Regions from separate parts of the Homo sapiens genome. Here region 1 is linked to region 2. A link is a loop called in an ENCODE intact Hi-C map of the cell type or tissue named here. Cell type or tissue: Caco-2. All regions are shown on one strand. Each heading gives the region's core, and the rest is flanking DNA. Links, peaks and the distances in the headings are about the cores only. Region 1 holds the start of SLC35A2 (solute carrier family 35 member A2). Region 2 has its middle 19 kb from the start of PCSK1N.

The links. A loop is a pair of places that touch in the nucleus more often than their neighbours do. Peaks named below come from ENCODE experiments on the same cell type or tissue, not always from the same donor. Only the 100,000 strongest peaks of a DNase experiment are listed, where the experiment ranks them.
Region 1: a loop joins it to region 2, with 7 times the contacts of the local background. A loop is called at or near these places in 7 of 110 quality-filtered maps.

The regions. Positions count from the first base shown.
Region 1 is chrX:48,909,848-48,915,083 of GRCh38, reverse strand. It overlaps SLC35A2 (solute carrier family 35 member A2), which reads left to right and starts at 3,438. Exons shown (of 5, transcript NM_005660.3): 1 at 3,438-3,538; 2 at 5,088-5,236. The coding sequence starts at 3,448. PIM2 (Pim-2 proto-oncogene, serine/threonine kinase) reads left to right here. Exons shown (of 6, transcript NM_006875.4): 4 at 1-64; 5 at 513-689; 6 at 790-1,902. The coding sequence ends at 953. RefSeq lists enhancers at 755-804, 2,495-2,544, 3,785-3,834 and a silencer at 4,195-4,244. In Caco-2, for the core only: no CTCF peak of the experiment used is centred there; DNase peaks (open chromatin) are centred at 2,993 and 3,393; H3K4me3 peaks cover 2,600 bases.
Region 2 is chrX:48,852,134-48,857,592 of GRCh38, reverse strand. No RefSeq gene overlaps it. Among named protein-coding and RNA genes, the nearest start is that of PCSK1N, 19 kb to the right of the region's middle. In Caco-2, for the core only: no CTCF peak of the experiment used is centred there; no DNase peak of the experiment used is centred there.

The DNA.
Region 1 (5,236 bases), core at 237-5,236, 58 kb before region 2:
GCCAAACTCATTGATTTTGGTTCTGGTGCCCTGCTTCATGATGAACCCTACACTGACTTTGATGGTAAGGCTTCTCTAAATCTCCCTGGAGGGATTGTTTTTACTTGATGGCCTTGTGACCTTTGGCCTCCAGTGGTGGGGTGTCCTGTAATCCTTGACCCATACTGCATTATATAAGATGATCGATTGCTAATACTGGGGATTCTCAGCCTTGCCCTCTGATAAAGTCCATCTTTTAATGGTGTGCTAACCTTATTCTGGGCTCCTATTCTGGTGAGGGGATCCTGTTACCATCCTGAGTATTCTTTCTCTGGTAAGGGGATCCTGTTACTTTTCAGTGCTTTTATTCTGTTGAGGGGACTCTGTTATTTTAGCTGCTTTTTATCTAGTGAGGGGACTCTGCTTTTATCTTGAGTGCTCTTAATTGTGGTGAGGCCATCCTTCCTGGAGAGTTTGGGGTTGGAGAAGGGCATCATGAGATTGAGTTGGTCTAACCCCTGGCTTGTGTGCAGGGACAAGGGTGTACAGCCCCCCAGAGTGGATCTCTCGACACCAGTACCATGCACTCCCGGCCACTGTCTGGTCACTGGGCATCCTCCTCTATGACATGGTGTGTGGGGACATTCCCTTTGAGAGGGACCAGGAGATTCTGGAAGCTGAGCTCCACTTCCCAGCCCATGTCTCCCCAGGTGAGGCCTCACTGACCCCAGCCCAGAAGACTCCATCCTTCTCAGGGACCAGTACCCCCTACTGACTGCTAATCTTCCCTCTCTGCTTCTTGGCCTACAGACTGCTGTGCCCTAATCCGCCGGTGCCTGGCCCCCAAACCTTCTTCCCGACCCTCACTGGAAGAGATCCTGCTGGACCCCTGGATGCAAACACCAGCCGAGGATGTACCCCTCAACCCCTCCAAAGGAGGCCCTGCCCCTTTGGCCTGGTCCTTGCTACCCTAAGCCTGGCCTGGCCTGGCCTGGCCCCCAATGGTCAGAAGAGCCATCCCATGGCCATGTCACAGGGATAGATGGACATTTGTTGACTTGGTTTTACAGGTCATTACCAGTCATTAAAGTCCAGTATTACTAAGGTAAGGGATTGAGGATCAGGGGTTAGAAGACATAAACCAAGTCTGCCCAGTTCCCTTCCCAATCCTACAAAGGAGCCTTCCTCCCAGAACCTGTGGTCCCTGATTCTGGAGGGGGAACTTCTTGCTTCTCATTTTGCTAAGGAAGTTTATTTTGGTGAAGTTGTTCCCATTCTGAGCCCCGGGACTCTTATTCTGATGATGTGTCACCCCACATTGGCACCTCCTACTACCACCACACAAACTTAGTTCATATGCTCTTACTTGGGCAAGGGTGCTTTCCTTCCAATACCCCAGTAGCTTTTATTTTAGTAAAGGGACCCTTTCCCCTAGCCTAGGGTCCCATATTGGGTCAAGCTGCTTACCTGCCTCAGCCCAGGATTCTTTATTCTGGGGGAGGTAATGCCCTGTTGTTACCCCAAGGCTTCTTTTTTTTTTTTTTTTTTTTGGGTGAGGGGACCCTACTCTGTTATCCCAAGTGCTCTTATTCTGGTGAGAAGAACCTTACTTCCATAATTTGGGAAGGAATGGAAGATGGACACCACCGGACACCACCAGACACTAGGATGGGATGGATGGTTTTTTGGGGGATGGGCTAGGGGAAATAAGGCTTGCTGTTTGTTCTCCTGGGGCGCTCCCTCCAACTTTTGCAGATTCTTGCAACCTCCTCCTGAGCCGGGATTGTCCAATTACTAAAATGTAAATAATCACGTATTGTGGGGAGGGGAGTTCCAAGTGTGCCCTCCTCTCTTCTCCTGCCTGGATTATTTAAAAAGCCATGTGTGGAAACCCACTATTTAATAAAAGTAATAGAATCAGAAGCGGCTGGCCATTTGTAGGTGTGAGGCTTTTATGGAGCATCTACTGTGCACTGAGACAGACTGTCCCTCTGCTTTGTCCTCAGGAAGCCACAGTCTTATGTTGCCATCCTAAAGAGCTTTAAGGATTCTTGAAGCTGCACCACACACACACAAAAAAATCTTGATTCCCCTGCCCCTGATCTTATGCAGTGCCCAGTATGTGCAGAAGGGTTCTCTGTTGGAGATACTGTGCATATTGAAGGTGTTTAGGGCACATCCCCAATCAAGATGGCTATCTCAGAAGCAGAAAAACTACCTTCCCTGGCACCCCAGGGGAATGAAGAAGCCCTTTCCCCTGTTGCAGAAGAAAAGCCCTGTCAGGGTACTGGCCAGGGCGGGGCTGGGGTTGGGCGCTGACTGGAATCTGTCCAGGGTGTAGTCACCTGTTTTGCTCTTTATCTTTAGCCTCTTCCCCCATCTTTACCCTTACATACCCATCCCTCTAATTTCTCCTTCAACACTTGACTTACCTGGCCTACCCTATTCCATGTTGGTTTCACTTGTTCCGACCTGAGTTGTTCCCTCTCTTGCCCTGCTTATTTGTCTCGGTTCAGTATAAACTCCGCCTTCCGGGTTCCAGCGGTTCTCCTGCCTCAGCCTCCAGAGTAGCTGGGTACAGGTGCATACCACTAAGCCCGGGTAATTTTTTTTTTTTATTTGAGACGGGGTTTTGTCGTTTTGCCCAGGCTGGAACTCCTGAGCTCAGGTGATCGCCCGGCTCAGCCTCCCAAAGTGCTGGGATTACAGGCGTGAGCCACCGCCTCTGGCCCGGACTCTTGCCCTGCTTCCAAATGCTAGCTAACCTGTGAGCCTTTCGCCTGTCCCCTTTGCCATCCTCAGTGGTGACTCACTTGTCTTCCCTTATGTGCGTCAACTTTCCTTTGCATTTTCACTTGTTTATCCTCACCTGCTCTGCTTTTATCTGCTAGCTTAACATTCCTGACTCGCACCTGATGCCAGTACGCCCTCACCCCGACCCCGCCAGGTCAAAGTTTCTTCGTCCCCAGATTCCCGTGTGCTCTCCAGGGGGCGAGGCCTCTCTGGAAGACGGGAAAGCGGAATTTCAGTCCAACCATGAAGCACCTGGTAGTTTCTGATACGGAAAGGGCGGCGCCTTATGGAGAAGCTGCCAATAAAGAGCCGAGATGAAAGGGGTGGCTGAACCAATGAGTCTAGGAGACAAGATCGGGGGATGATCTGGAAAGCGCGATCAGTGAAGCGGACGAACGGCAGGATAAGGCGGGTCTAGTGACAGGAATGGGCCGATGAAGCTCTGTAGGGATGGTGGGTAGGCCGATCGGGCCGTGTCCCCGGCCTCCCGATCCGACGGAATTTGGAAATCCCGGGGCTATTCATACATTGAGCTTTTAGGAGCGGAGGAGAAAAGCCACCACCCTGACGATCCCGGCTCTCGCTCCACCTTCACTCAGGTGGCCCGGCAGCGGAAGTGACGAACGCGGAAGTGGTTTTTCTGTTGCCGAGGGGACGGGCCGGGCAGATGCCAACATGGCAGCGGTTGGGGCTGGTGGTTCCACCGCGGCGCCCGGGCCAGGGGCGGTTTCCGCGGGTGCATTGGAGCCGGGGACCGCCAGTGCGGGTGAGACAGTCTGCCCGAGCAGTCGCATGGGAGGCGGAGGTCGGGATCGCTGGGAGTCGGGAATGTTCCTCACTAAAGTGAGAGGGAGCATCCCGTGTGGACCGACGTGTGTGTGTGTGTGTGTGTGCACATTGTCAGTGTGTTGGGGGCGGGGAAGAGAACATTCTGAGAGTGATTGTGGGATCCTTCCGCATATGGAGAGTAGAGACCATTGTGAGTGTGGTGGGTAATTCTTTTTGGGAAGGCTAAGGCCACCGAAACCATTCTGAATATGTGGAGTCCTTCCGTGTGGAAGAGACCATTCTGCGGGTGTGGGAGTTCCTCACTGAAGAAGGGGGAGACTATTCTGAGGGTGGTGGTTCCTTCCTTATAAAGGGACAGAGACTATTGTGAGTTAGGGTGGGGCGAGTCCTTCTTTATGTGACTAGAGAGGGTCCATTTTGAGGATGGGGGTGTCTTTCATTATGTGCGGAGGAGACCGTTCTGGGGGCTCCCTCCTAATGGAGGTAGAGTTCATTGTACATTCGGGTGGGAGGGCTCATCGTTATATGGTGGAGAAAGAACGTTCTGAGAGTGCCGGGTCCTTCCTTATAGCAGAGAGAGCTCATTGTGAGTGTGGGTAGAGCAAGGAAAAATTCATTAGCTAGAGGGTCCGTGTGCGGTGGTGGGAGGGCAGACCATGTGGAGTGCAGGGAAGTATTTCCTCATCTGGTTGAGGGAGCCAGACCTTTCTTGGTGGGATAACCATTCCTGATACAGGATTCAGTCCCTGGGAGCATGTGGGAATCATTTCTTGTATTTAGTAGACTATTCTGGTTCGAGAGGAACCAGTTGTCACAGGAGTGAGGGGTTGGAGAGACCATTCTGGGTATGAGGAGGATCATTCCATATGGGATGTAGGCCATTCTCAGTGTGAGGGAATCGAATCATTTCTTAGATAGGAGAAAGACCGTTCTTAGGGGGTGAACATACCTCATACAGTGGCCTCATTCCCTGCATTGATGTGTTATTCTTTACATGAGACAGTCCCTCATTAAACAGGAGCATCATTTCATATAAATTCTCAGTTTGCTAATCCATAAATGGGAATCCTCGCAGTTCTTTTGGAGATGACAGTGATATGAGTCTATTGAGGTAATCCATAGAAATCCCTTAACCCAGTGATAGGCATACAGTAAACACTCAATAAACGTGGAGAATGTAGTTGTCGGTATTCTTTCTGGGGAAGAGTTGCTTCTCACTTGGGAGGAAGCCGAGGCGCGTGGCCAGGGTTTGCCTCAGCCATTACCTGACACCTCAGTAAGGATTCCAGGTATGGACTGGGACAGGGTGGGGCCCATTTCTCCCTTCTGGCTCTTCCTGCTCATGGCTGAGGCAGTAAGCCGGTAGGAGTCAGACCCTTATTGGGTGAGGGCAGGCAGGCTGAGGGAGCAAGTAGCCATGGCTAGGAGGGTCCTGGGTGAGAAAGAAAGGGGGTGGGTGGTGGTGTGGCTATGCCCCAGCGGCTTCTGACCCCGTCCTTCCCCCTTGCCCCTTCCGTTCCCCACAGCTCACAGGCGCCTGAAGTACATATCCCTAGCTGTGCTGGTGGTCCAGAATGCCTCCCTCATCCTCAGCATCCGCTACGCCCGCACGTTGCCAGGGGACCGCTTCTTTGCCACCACTGCTGTGGTCATGGCGGAAGTGCTCAAAGGTCTC
Region 2 (5,459 bases), core at 271-5,270:
ACAGAACTGTCTTTGACTTGGCAGGTCCCCACAGGGTATAACAAGACAAGCATTAAATGCAATAGTCTGAGGTAAAATTGACTTGGTTATGTTAATAACTAGATGGTCAGCAATAGAGCGAGGAAAGAAGAAAGAGTAATAGAATAGATGAAAGAGTTAAATTTTTCTTAGCTTTAGTTTGGTAGGGTTTTCCCCTGGGACTATGGCCCATGATTCTGGAGGGGGTGGCGCTTTCTTGACTCAGGTGTGATGAGTCCATCCTTTTTTCGCTGTACGAACAGCAGTCTCGGTGGTTAGCAGCACAAGATAGGGTCCTTCCTAGGCTGGCTCGAGTTTCCTTTTTTTTCATCCTTTGATGAGAACGTGATCTTCAGGCTGGTGCTGGTGCTGGTTTACTGGAAATTCTAGGGGTGGTACATGTGCTAAAAGACTTTTAGTTTTGAGGGAAAGGGAAGTGGAGGATTAACCAAGTATATAATTTTTAAGAAACTGACCTTTTGTTTTAAATGTGGGGACATCAGCAGTGGACATTATAGTCCTTGGTGACTTTCTACTGAGAAATTTCCTTTAGCACCTATTTTTATTAGTTTTTGGACCAAAGAAGTCAAACACCATTTTATATTTGATAATGCTTCCTGTATGATTTTTATACCAGATAAGCTAAATTTCACCTTTATATTAGTGTGTTATTAATGTTAAACTTAGTTTTTTTTTTTTTTTTTGAGATGGAGTCTCACTCTGTCACCCAGGCTGGAGTGTGGTGGCTCCATCTCGGCTCACTGCAAGCTCTGCCTCCCTCCTGCCTCAGCCTCCCGAGTAGCTGGGACTACAGGCGCCTGCCACCACGCCCGGCTAATTTTTTGTATTTTTAGTAGAGACGGGGTTTCACCGTGTTAGCCAGGATGGTCTCGATCTCCTGACCTTGGGATCTGCCCGCCTCGGCCTCCCAAAGTGCTGGGACTACAGGCGTGAGCCACTGCGCCCGGCCAATGTTAAACTTAGTTTTAATAAAACTTTGCAGACATATTTATTCAGTTTTTAATGTCAGACCATAAGGTAAGATTTTTATAGACTCTTTTTAACCTTTTATAATCTGTGTTAAAGAGCAGGTTAGTGCTTTAAGAGAAACACGTTGTGTTTTTATTTTAATGTTCACTTCACAGAAAAACTGGATGATACCCCTTTAACTTTAGCTAATATGTTTACACGCAGAATTTTTTTTACAATTAACATTTTAAAACTTGCTTAAACCTTCAAAACAAATTTGTTTTAACCTTTTAATGTAGGTAAAAATTTACATTCTTATGCCACCTTATAATCCTTTTACCAAAGGTATATTTTACTTTCCTTATACACCTTGCACATAAACTATTTTTTCAATAGTTTTACATTCAGGAGGCTTAGTTACTTTTAAATTATACAACATTTCTTGCATAAATTCTTTTTTTATAATATATATTTTTTCTCTTTCATGACTTTCACAGACAATTCTTTGACCTGCCTCAACTTTCAGACTTATTACAAACATTTCTTTCTTTAAACAACCAGTTAATTTATTTCAGGACAAGAATTTACCATATAATATTCTTTTTACATAAACTCTGCCCCCATCTTTTCCCCCCTTTTTTTTTTCTTCTAAGATAACCATTCTTTTCCAAAGTGAACTTCCTTTATGTCTGTGGGCTAGATTGTCTAAGGCCACAAGATTAGAAGTTATTATAATACATGTTACATTGTTAACTTTTAGCAAACTTTACTTTTGTTGAAAATCTTGTAAGTTTGGGATTTCAATTATCCTTTGCTATTAATAAGACCTTGTTTAGTCCAAATTAACTTAGAATTGGTATAGATGGCTTTTTTTTCTTCAATTACCTGGGAGGAAGCATCTATCATCCTGTCCTGAAGGGAGTTCCTCCTAGGTCTGATCAGACCTTTGTATGGTAATTAAGATTTAGATCCCCTGTTAGGAAACCTGCTGGGTTAAGGGAATTTTCAGTGGTTAATGTTAAATCATCTTTTTTTTTCCCCCGCTTAGGATACTTCTGAACTAGTGAGGTGTGCTCATAATGAGATTTCCTCTAAAAGTTATTTTTCTACTTTATTCTGTTAGCAAAGCAGTTGCCACTACAGATTGAATGCATTTGGGCCATCCACAGGTTACTGGGTTAAGGATTTTTGATAGGAAGGCTACAGGTAGTCAGTGGCCTCAATGCTTTCAGGCTACGCCCTTGTTTACACTTACAACAAGGTTGTATTGGAGTGTTGTAGGGTCACGGAGAAGACCTTCAATTATCAATTATAGGTATTAAATTTACCCGGGCTTTTAAAGGAATAGATAGGGTACGCTGTTTTTTTTTTTTTTAACTACTTGTATATTTCTCTCTTTCTTTTTTTGACTTTCTGTCTCTCTTTTTGACTTTCCTTTTGCCTCTGTCTCTTCCTCTCTTTTTCTCCTCGACTCCCTCTTTGTCTCTCTGTCTCTTCCTCTCTCTCTTTGCCTCTTTCCTCTCTGTCTCTTTCCTCTCTCTCCCTCTGCTGGTCTTTCCTTGCCTCTGCCAGCCGCTTATGCTGCTGTTCTCTCAACCACTGTGTGTGTGGGGGGGTCTAAAACCACCTGTAACCAAGTGTCTAGCTACGGGAACTGGTCTGGGTTCCCTGGCTTACAGGTTACCTTGTGCCATACCTTTAAAACAAGGGACCTGTCCAAGCTTCCTTCTGATGGCCAACCCACCTCTAATGCTGGCCAGTCTATTTCACACAAAGTTCTAAGTTTTCCTGGTGTCATAGTAACACTGTAATCTCCCGTAAATCCTTTCTTGAAAATTTTCAACATAGTTCCTAGTGGGGTGGGCTTACCTTGTGCCCGACCCATGCTTCCTCAAGACAAAACACCACTCTCACACCACACACACACCACAAAACAAAGAACGGGTAAAAAGGGCACACACACACTTTTACAGTTTACACCAAACCAGAATCAAAACCAAAATCAGAGTATCCAGAAATCTAAGCCAGGTCAAAACCAAAACCAAAGTATCAAGCAACCCAAGTCAAGTCAAAAACAAAAACCAAAGTGCCGGTACAGGCACATCGTGGGTGATCAGGCCACGCTTCCATTGAAATGGAGTGGGCAAGTTCCAAAGACCAGTCTTACCAAGTTTCAGATGTCCAGACTCCAAGTGCCAGTTCCTTCCCGGTGTTCAGCCACTGAGTTGATCTTCCACAGGGGCCTGCCACATGCTGCTCTGGTGAGGCGTTCCACTGGGGTAATTGCCTACCCCGGGGCACTCTCAGGATCCGCGTCACTCAAGCTGGCTGGAGTCCCCTGCAGGGATGCTCCACAGGGCAGGCCTAAGCTGCCTAAGGGGCTGCCTCCACCATCCATTAATCACCTTTCTAACTGGTCAGGGAACCAAGTAATGTAGCAGGACAAGCCTCAGACAAAATCCCTCAGACACCGAGTTAAAGAAGGAAGGGCTTTATTCAGCTGGGAGCTTCAGCAAGACTCACATCTCCAAAAACTGAGCTCCCCGAGTGAGCAATTCCCATCCCTTTTAAGGGCTTACAACTCTAAGGGGGTCCACGTGAGAGAGTCATGATCAATTGAGCAAGCAGGGGGTACGTGACTGGGGGCTGCATGCACTGGTAATCGGAACGGGACAGAATAGGACAGGGATTTTCACAATGCTTTTCCATACAATGTCTGGAATCTATAGATAACATAACTGGTTAGGTCAGGGGTCAATCTTTAACCAGGCCCAGGGTGTGGCAGCCTATGGATTTCATTTCTGCCTTTTAGTTTTTACTTCTTCTTTCTTTGGAGGCAGAAATTGAGCATAAGACAATATGAGGGGTGGTCTCCTCCCTTAGACTAATGGTTTTATAAAGGGGCTAATACAATAAATTGGTACCAGGAGTTGGGTGCTGCTATAAGGATACCCAAAAATGTGGAAGCAACTTTGGAACTGGGTAACAGGCAGAGGTTGGAACAGTTTGGAGGGCTCTAAAGGAGACAGGAAGATGTGGGGAAGTTTGGAACTTCCTAGACATTTGTTGAATGGCTTTGACCAAAATGCTGGTAGTGATATGAAAAATAAATTCCAGGCTGATATGGCCTCAGATGGAGATGAGGAACCTGTTGGGAACTGGAGCAAAGGTATGCTTTAGCAGAGACTGGTGGCTTTTTGCCCCTGCCTTGGAGATCTGTGGAACTTTGAACTTGAGAGAGATTATTTAGGATACCTGGCGGAAGAAATTTCTAAGCAGCTAAGTGTTCAAGAGGAAACAAACAGAGCATAAAAGTTTGAAAAATTTGCAGCCTGAATATGTGATAGAAAAGAAACCCCCATTTTCTGGGGAGAAATTCAAGCCACTTCAGAAATTTGCATAAGTAACGAGGAACCGAATGTTAATCACCAAGACAATGGGGAAAATGTCTCCAGGGCATGTCAGAGACGTTCGGGGCAGGCCCGCCCATCACAGGCCTGGATGCCTAAAAGGGAAAAATGGTTTCCTGGGCTGGGTCCAGGGCACCCCCTCCTGTGTGCAGCCTAGGGACTCCCAGCCTTTCCAGCCGTGGCTAAAAGGAGCCAAGGTACAGCTCAGGCCGTTGCTTCAAAGGGTGCAAACCCCAAGCCTTGGCAGCTTCCATGTGGTGTTGGTCCTGCAGGTGCACAGAAAACAAGAACTGAGGTTTGGGAACCTCTGCCTAGCTTTCAGAGGATGTATGGAAATGCCTGGCTGTCCAGGCAGAAGTTTGCTGCAGGGGCAAAGTCCTCATGGAGAACCTCTGCTAGGGCAGTGCAGAAGGGAAATGTGGGGTCGGAGCCCCCACACAGAGTCCCCACTGGAGCACTGCCTAGTGGAGCTGTGAGAAGAGGGCCACTATCCTCCAGACCCCAGAATAGTCGATCCACCAACAGCTTGCACCATGAGCCTGGAAAAGCCACAGACACTCAACACAAGCCCATGAAAGCTGCTGGGAAGGAGTCTGTACCCTGCAAAGCCACAGGGGTGGAACTGCCCAAGACCATGGGAGCCTACCTCTTGCATCAGTGTGACCTGGATGTGAGACATAGAGTCAAAGAAGATCATTTTGGAGCTTTAATATTTGACTGCCCCACTAGATTTCTGACTTCCATGGGGTCTGTAGCCCCCTTGTTTTGGCCAATGTCTCCCACTTGGAACAGTTGTATTTAGCCAATGCCTGTACCCCCATCATATCTAGGAAGTAACTAACTTGCTTTTGATTTTACAGGCTCATAGGCGGAAGGGACTTGCCTTGTCTCAGATCAGACTTTGGACTGTGGACTTCTGAGTTAATGCTGGAATGAGTTAAGACTTTGGGGGACTGTTGGGAAGGTATGATTGGTTTTGAAATGTGAAGACATGAAATTTTGGAGGGGCCAGGGGCAGAATGATATAGTTTGGCTGTGTCGCCACCCAAATCTTATCTTGAA